3 separate regions of the Mus musculus genome follow, and all the other regions are linked to region 1. The links are chromatin loops, found by intact Hi-C in ENCODE. Cell type or tissue: left cerebral cortex. All regions are shown on one strand.

Evidence for each region. A loop is a pair of places that touch in the nucleus more often than their neighbours do. Peaks named below come from ENCODE experiments on the same cell type or tissue, not always from the same donor. Only the 100,000 strongest peaks of a DNase experiment are listed, where the experiment ranks them.
Region 2: a loop joins it to region 1, with 2.6 times the contacts of the local background. A loop is called at or near these places in 2 of 42 quality-filtered maps.
Region 3: it touches region 1 in a loop (2.6-fold over the local background); 2 of 42 quality-filtered maps call a loop at or near these places.

Annotation. Positions count from the first base shown.
Region 1 is chr1:152,953,535-152,956,034 of GRCm38, reverse strand. It overlaps Nmnat2 (nicotinamide nucleotide adenylyltransferase 2), which reads right to left and starts at 934. Exons shown (of 11, transcript NM_175460.3): 1 at 842-934. The coding sequence starts at 926. In left cerebral cortex, no CTCF peak of the experiment used is centred here; DNase peaks (open chromatin) are centred at 122 and 1,053; H3K4me3 peaks cover 1,470 bases; H3K27ac peaks cover 1,402 bases.
Region 2 is chr1:153,034,267-153,036,766 of GRCm38, reverse strand. The region is part of intron 1 of Nmnat2 (nicotinamide nucleotide adenylyltransferase 2); the gene reads right to left. Among named protein-coding and RNA genes, the nearest start is that of Nmnat2, 80 kb to the right of the region's middle. In left cerebral cortex, a CTCF peak has its summit at 1,108; DNase peaks (open chromatin) are centred at 750 and 1,079.
Region 3 is chr1:153,089,296-153,091,795 of GRCm38, reverse strand. It overlaps Nmnat2 (nicotinamide nucleotide adenylyltransferase 2), which reads right to left. Exons shown (of 11, transcript NM_175460.3): 7 at 1,255-1,299. Among named protein-coding and RNA genes, the nearest start is that of Lamc2, 96 kb to the left of the region's middle. In left cerebral cortex, a CTCF peak has its summit at 1,498; no DNase peak of the experiment used is centred here.

The DNA of each region.
Region 1 (2,500 bases):
AACTCGTGAAGACACGTCCCTACCCCACACACGAGCTCTCACGCACATTCAAATATCCATCTTCACACTCACACCGCAAGGATGCCGGTTGTCATCGCCGCCTTGGGCAGAACCTTGGCCAACTTGGGCCGGGATCCATCTCGCCGGCTCGTGGACCACCTCCCGAAGCAGTCGCCCCGCCCCCTCCCCTTTCCAAGGCAGCCGGAGCCAAACCTCGGCGGGGCAGTGGTACCCTTCCCTCTCCATTAGCCAACATCCACCGCTCTGGGCCACCAAAGCTACAATCTCCAAACATTGTCCGTTGAGCCTCCTGGAACCGCCAGCCAAGCCCAGTATTAGTCTCCTTGAAGCCCCAGTCCCTGCCACTGGTGTGTCGTGTGCGAGTGTTTGTGTCTCCGAGGCACATTTAACTCCTTCGAGCTTTCTGCCCATCCTAAACAAACAGCACGTTATCTTCAGCCCTTCTCCTTCCTTCTTCGCACCCCAACCTCTGCCCCTATCCCCACCCTTGCCCGCCAAGTACTCAAACCACCGCACTCCAGGGCTCTAACCAGGCGCCCCCACCCCACCCCAGAGGACACTCACCCCCCAGCCCCGCACCTCCCCCATCCCTGGCCCTCGGCGAGGCGATCTGGCCCCACGCTAGAGAAGCCTGGAAAAAACGCAGTTTGCGTCGGCTCGTGCTAGCGGGGATAGTTGGGGCTGACCTGGCACCAGCCTGATCAGCCGGCGCACCCCTCCGGAGGGGCGCACGCCTTCCTGCTCAATCGCCTTGGAAAGCCCTGATATTGGCGAGAGTAGAGCAGCGGAAGCAGCCTCCGGGGTGGGCGGGAGGACTCACCGAACATCTGAATGTGCCCTTTAGTGATGGGATTGAAGCTGCCGCAGGCCAGCAGGATAACGTGGGTCTTTGTGGTCTCGGTCATGATGGGATGAGGTCTCTCGCACTGATCCAGGGGTTGCCTCTTTTTGTGTCTCGATATGTCTGCAGACGGAGAAAGGAAGGCGAGGCTCCGGCGGTGGATGCTGTGGACTCCAAGGAGCCGCTCTAGACGCAAACCGCGTCACTCCCCGCCTCCCTTTAACGCTTGCCACTCCGGCTCGATCCAAGGCTGCTTTTGTATTGCTCTCCCTTTGGCTCTGCTTAGTCCTACTTCCTCTCTAGCTTCTTTTGCGTCACTGGTCTTGGTTCCTGACCCTATTGTTTCTACCCTCTCCACCCCACCTCACTGCATCTTACTTTATCTACAAGGAAAGGAGTGGTACCCTGGCATCCTTACAGCGTGGTTGCTGGCTATGTTCTCTCTGTGTCAAATTTCGTTTTCCTGACTCACTTTTTCTCTCCCTGTCTACATTCCCTAACATATCCGACTTCAAAAATGTTTGATTTTATGAATTTTCTTTTTCATGAGCTTTAATATTTAAAGTGACAAATGATAGGTTTTCTTTTCAATAGTGTTCATTTCGGATTTTTTGTTTTGTTTTGTTCTCCTCCCTTATTTAGTGATTCTAAACTATTGACTGGAATCCAAATCTTGACCTGTGGCTACTAAGAAAGCCCTTCTGCTAATGTTGGTCCTTTGTGTGGGTTGAATTATGGGTTTGGGCAGATATGAATGGGAAATTAGTAAGGCTAAGTATTACGAAATTCCTACATCAGCTGTCCAAGTTGAGTCAGTCACCACTCTATGCTTACTTCTTGATGCTCACTCTCTATTGGATGCTGCTGTGGACCCCGAATGATAACTGAATTAACTCACTGTCTGACAGAGCAGATTGGACGGAGTCTGAGAAAGCCTCTCTGGCTTAGACGACATTTAAGGCAGGCCTATTTAGACAAGAAGTTGTTGGTACAGAGACCCGGAGACAGGCTTCCAGTGCTTGTGAACATGAAAGGAGGGCCATATAACCAAAAGTCCTGGACAGGTGGGCAAACAGTAGTAGAGAAATGTGCACCCAGTCATCATATGGGTTTAGGATAATGGACAGGAAGTTCTTATGAGTCACTGACTTACAGTGGAATAACAAAAGGAGGCCATTGAAATCGTTAGACAGAGAGTACCATGTAATTGACATTTTTATGAGATCTCTGAGTGTTGGGAGGAAAAGAACCAAGAGGAAAATAAGAATTAGGAGAAAGTTGGCAGCCTTGGGCAGGTGGTCCTGTCCTGGGACTGCTGGGTATAGAGAGTCAGCAGCAGGGAGATGAGGCAGGGCAGGATAGATACCATAGATTTTGTAGCTTTTAGTCTTTGCGGATGGATGGGATATAGAGACGTTTGGGGAAACGCCTTAAAATTTGAGTTTAGTAAATGAATGGGCTAAGACTCTGAAAAATGAATAGGGGGAAAGGAAAGGTTTGAAGACCGGACAACTGTTCTCTTTGGATGCATTACAGAACCAGTAATTAGATTCCTGATTCAGAAGCACAAGTATTGCCTTCTTGGACGAACAGTTCCTTGCAAGAGTCAGCTCTCTCCTTCTGCATTGTGGGAACTGG
Region 2 (2,500 bases), 81 kb before region 1:
GTCATGGTGTCTGCTCACAGCAGTAAACCCTGACTCTGACACTCAAGGTGTGTTGAAGAGTGTTTTGTCATCCTGGAACGTCAGTAGATGGTAGGCCACGGTACAAAAGGCAGACAATGTAATGAAGAAGGGAGGGGTGGGAGCTGGTTTGAGGCTTGGGCTATACTCCAGAACCCCTTCCCACTGTAGTCTCGCCCCAGGAACCTTCCATATTCCTTCTTCCTCAGCTTGGCTTCAGCTAGTGGACCCATGAGAACATGGTAGCTGGCAGTACGGCTGGCAACATACCACTGGACAGTTACACCCTGCTCCCACTGCAGGGTCTGGTAGGAGAAGCTGGGGACTCCTGCAGCAGGAAGTCCCAGTCAAAGTGCTAAGTGCAGTACGGAGCTGCATTCCAAAGGCAACAGGATGGACACTCTTAAAGCAACTGAGGCATTTCTTACTAACCCGAGAGCATGCACCCCCTTTTCTCAAACTGCATCTTTAAGGGTTAACTCAAATAGGGTCTATAAAGAAGTCTGTTCCAGTCAACAGTTCCTCCCCTTTCACCTGCTCTCAGACGGAGCCCAAGAATGGTTTCCCCTCCTTCAGGGCTCAGAACTCCCAAGCCCCGCCTAATGTCTTCAGTGCTTCATGCAACCTCTCCCTGTCGTTTCTTTCTCTCCTTCCACTCCTCTGGGTTTATTCAAGGTCCAGGCTAAATTTCCAGGCTCCATCTCTACTGGGATCCCCTTGCCTACACAGCCCTTGCAGGAAAAGCACAGAGGCGTGCAAGACTGAGGGTCCTGAGGGTGGGCTGGGTGCAGTTTCAGAGATACTGAAACTGGAGAGAGGGCAGCCATCAATCTCAGCTGCCAACATAAAACATGCATGAGAGCTGGGGCAGGGGGGTTGGAGAGGACGCTAAAGACGATTTTTCAGCACACAGCTGGGGTTTGAGAAGGAGGAGGAGGGGGGGGGATGGTAGAGAGGCTTGAAGGGGAAGAGAAGCTGGAGGGGGAGGAGCTGGCAGTGCCCCAAGAAGAAGCTAGATGAAAGAAAGACTAGGAGATAGATACCAGGAGCTGCTGAGTGGCAGAGGCAGGCAGAGACTGGTTTGGCCTCTAGGGGCATCCAAGAGCATCAGAGAACCTGGAATGTAAAAGCCTTTTTCTCCCTGTGAAAAGCCCCAAGATTTTCTTTGTTAACTACCTTGCTTCCAGGCTCTCTATCAGTGGACTGTGCCAGGCTCCCTCGGGGCCTTTGGTCAGCAGCACACACCACTGTGTGCCATCACTACCTCTACAGATCAAACCTGCATCCTTAGGTACCAACCGGTTCTGCCAAAGCCGCCTGTGTGCTTTTATTTATTCTACCACAAAAAGCAGTGGTCCTTTTCTATTTTAAGAAACTTTATTTTAATTTGATCTGACTTAAGTGTGTGGATAGATGCGTTTTGGGTGGGGGGTGGCATACATGATGTGTGTGAAGGTGTGCACATATGTACCATGGCATCTATGTGGAGGTCATAGGACAACCTGCAGGGAGTAAGCTCTCAGCTTCTGACGTGTGAGGGGCAGGGTCTCTATTGTTTCTTTATGTCCTCCTGTCTAGCAAGCCCAGGAATTTTCTGGGAAGTCTCCTGTCTCTGCCTTCTACTCCCTATAGAAACACTAGGATTATAGATGTGTACTACATGCAGAAAGAAGGAGAGACATAAAAAGGAGGCCATGACTGCTCCTAAAGTATGGAGGACGTTTATTATAGATACGTGGGATACCCTAAGAGGAATAGATGTCTGGAAGAGTCTAGCCTGGACCTTGCTGGCAGACTGAGCCTGTGGCCAAAAGAGTAGGTGGAGGGAGGAAAGCCTGGAGCAGCAGCCATGGGGCAAAAGGGCCAAAAAGAATCAGTTTAGCCAAAATGGCTTAGTAATATAGGGGAGAGTAGGTGGGGGAAGGGCAGCCCAGCTCGGTCCCTGGGCTGGAGAGGTGTATGCCAGCCATACCCTGTAACAGGTAGGTACCGAGGGATGCTGGTAGAACCTGGCAGCCAGTGTCAGCATTGATAGGTTCATAAGCACCTTATTAGCCATTCGTCCCAGGTTTGAGACGTCCCAGGTTTTTTTTTTTTTTTAAAGATTTATTTATTATTATATCTCAGTACACTGTAGCTGTCTTCAGACACACGAGAAGAGGGCGTCAGATCTCATTACGGATGGTTGTGAACCACCATGTGGTTGCTGGGATTTGAACTCAGGACCTTCTGAAGAGCAGTCAGTGCTCTTAACTGTGCAGCTAGGTTTTTATAAGGGTTCTGGGGATCCAAACTCAACTCCAGGCTTCTGCAGCAAGCACTTTCATGAAGGAAACCATCTCCCTGACCCACTTTCTAGAATGTGTGTCCAGGGTTCAAACTCTCAAAGTGGAACCTGCTTCTTTCCTTGGTCGCTGATCTCACTAGTACGGAACTTTTTTTCTTTTTTAATTGACAGTCTTATCTTATCTAACTGTCTTTT
Region 3 (2,500 bases), 140 kb before region 1:
GCTCTGCTGGACTGAGACAGGCAGCAGGGTGACAGTTCCTACAGGGGACTGCAGGGATGCAGAGCTTAGAGCTTAGAGCTTAGAGCTTTGAACTCAGCGCTGGCTGCTTTGCCTTTGGATCCTCTGGGCTTACAGAACTTGCTTGCTTTGTGGCGATTGGCCAGAAAGCCAGGTGCCCACTCTCCTGGAGACTTCAGAGCTGACAAGCTGATGTGTAAAGGATGTTAAAGTCTAAAAGGTAAATAAGAGGTGAGGCTCTTGAGTTGCTTTGGTTCAACGAAGTCTAACTGTGTGCTAACTGCACTCCATTCTCACTAATGCCTCTGCCAATTAGTAACCAGTTGTCAACATTTTACAAATAGTTCTAGGAAAGCAACAGGAATAGCCCAGGCACGACTACATCTCAAAACGTTATCACATCTGCTGGTTATCATGGTACTTAGACACACCAGCCATCTTAAGATCACAGCAGGAGCCCAAACCCGAGTGCTCCCTCAGAAGAGTATCCACAAGGTATCTGACACATCTTTAGAAGTTAAATCCGATCTGGTTGGATACCAAATTGCCTCTCCTTCTAGACATCCACCAACTTGACCCTCCTCATCATCTTCGGCCTCCAACTCCACTCCTGCCTGCCTCCGCCATGCCTTTCCAGCTGCAGGCACTTGGGTTTCCCACCTGCCTTTCACTCTGGAACCCTGGGAAGGCTTCATCTTGCTGATTTGTTGATTTACCCAGCTGTCAGCTCCTTCTCTCCCACTGCCCCCAACAGATGTTTGTAATCAGCTTCTACCTACTCTGGGCACCAGGGTCTCACACAGACAGTGGGATAGATACCTTAGCTTCAGCCAAGGCTGCAGGCAAGCCACATGGTGGCTTTCAGCCAACCCTGGCCTCCTTCTCTTCCTTAAAGCATTGAAAAACCTGAAGCGGCCTTGTTTGTCTGCAGTATCAGTAGGCAAAACCAACGGTCTCTCTCACTGATGCTCGACTTTCATTCTTTTAGATGAGGGAGGGGAGGCTGTGAAGGGAAGATTGATGGCTGATCTACTACTGGGGAGTGAGTCTAATGGGGAGATGTTCGATAGGCTCTAGGTAAGATTATGATCTTACACTCCAGAAGGAACATTCTGACCGTAGACCTGGCTGTAAACCCACTCCAGGTCTCAAGCCTCCACCCTTCCTGAACTTGCTGCTCCCAGGTGACTGGAGGCAAGAGGCTCCAAAAGTCCCCACTGTCAGAGTTCAACTCACCGATCTCCTCATACCGCATCACTGTGCCCAGGTTGGCGTTCTCATCTGTGGGGATAAACGGGAAGAGGACAGATGAACAGGAGAGAGAGGGAGAGGGAGAGGGAGAGGGAGAGGGAGAGGGAGAGGGAGAGGGAGAGGGAGAGAGAGAGGGAGAGAGAAGAGCATTAGGGAGCTGAGAGCCTCCTCAGTGATAGAGGCTGGGGTAAGATGAGGAAAGATGTATCAACTGACAGGAAGCATCCTCGCCCCCAGCTGGGCAGACCCTTGTATTTCTGGGATTTTCATAATTAGACCATCTCAAGGGGAAACCAGTGACAGACACAGTCACGTTGAGTGCTTTCTATATCTGTACCCCAGGAAGGCTGCCCTCAAGAACTGTACCCTCAGAACCTGGGACACAGAATTTGGGGTCACAGGAGGTGGCCTCCTCCCACTCCAGTTGCTTCCTGATTTAAAGAACCAGCAAATTTGGCATGCTGAGTCATTTCCTTGGTGGGATGTCACAAAATATGGAAGGATCATGCCTCTGGCATCTTGTTCCTGGTGTGTACTGTCTGCATGGAGGTGCCCAAGGTACACACGTGTGCACACACAAATCTATAGGTGAGCCGCCTTGTCCCTGCCTCTGCCTCCTCAGCTGTCTCTTAGTTTCCTCTCAATATGCCCCAAACTGGAACCTCCAAAATGGCAGAAGGCAGCCGGAGTTAGAAGGGGAAAGTTCTCACCCAAGCTGAGTCTTTGAGGAGCACCAAAAAGATAGTGGGAGCCCAGGGATGGCTCCTGTGTGTCCACTGGAGGGACAGGCACTGCCTGAGCAGATCTGTAGGATCCAGGACTCTTGGGGACACCCAGGGTGTTTTAGACACATTTTATGGAGCACGGGGTGAGGGATGAGCACAGGCTGGAGGAGGGAGAGGAGCACAAAAGGCCTTTGGGGATCACCACACCCTGTTGCTCCGTCAGCTCTCCACACTGTAGGCCTGGCATTCCTGCTTGTCTCTGGTCTCTTTCTTTTTTTTTTTTTTTTTTTTTAAATATTTATTTATTTATTATATGTAAGTACACTGTAGTTGTCTTCAGATACACCAGAAGAGGGAATCAGATCTCATTACGGGTGGTTGTGAGCCACCATGTGGTTGCTGGGATTTGAACTTCGGACCTTTGGAAGAGCAGTCGGGTGCTCTTACCCACTGAGCCATCTCACCAGCCCAATCTCTGGTCTCTTTCAACTGCTGCTCTACAAATG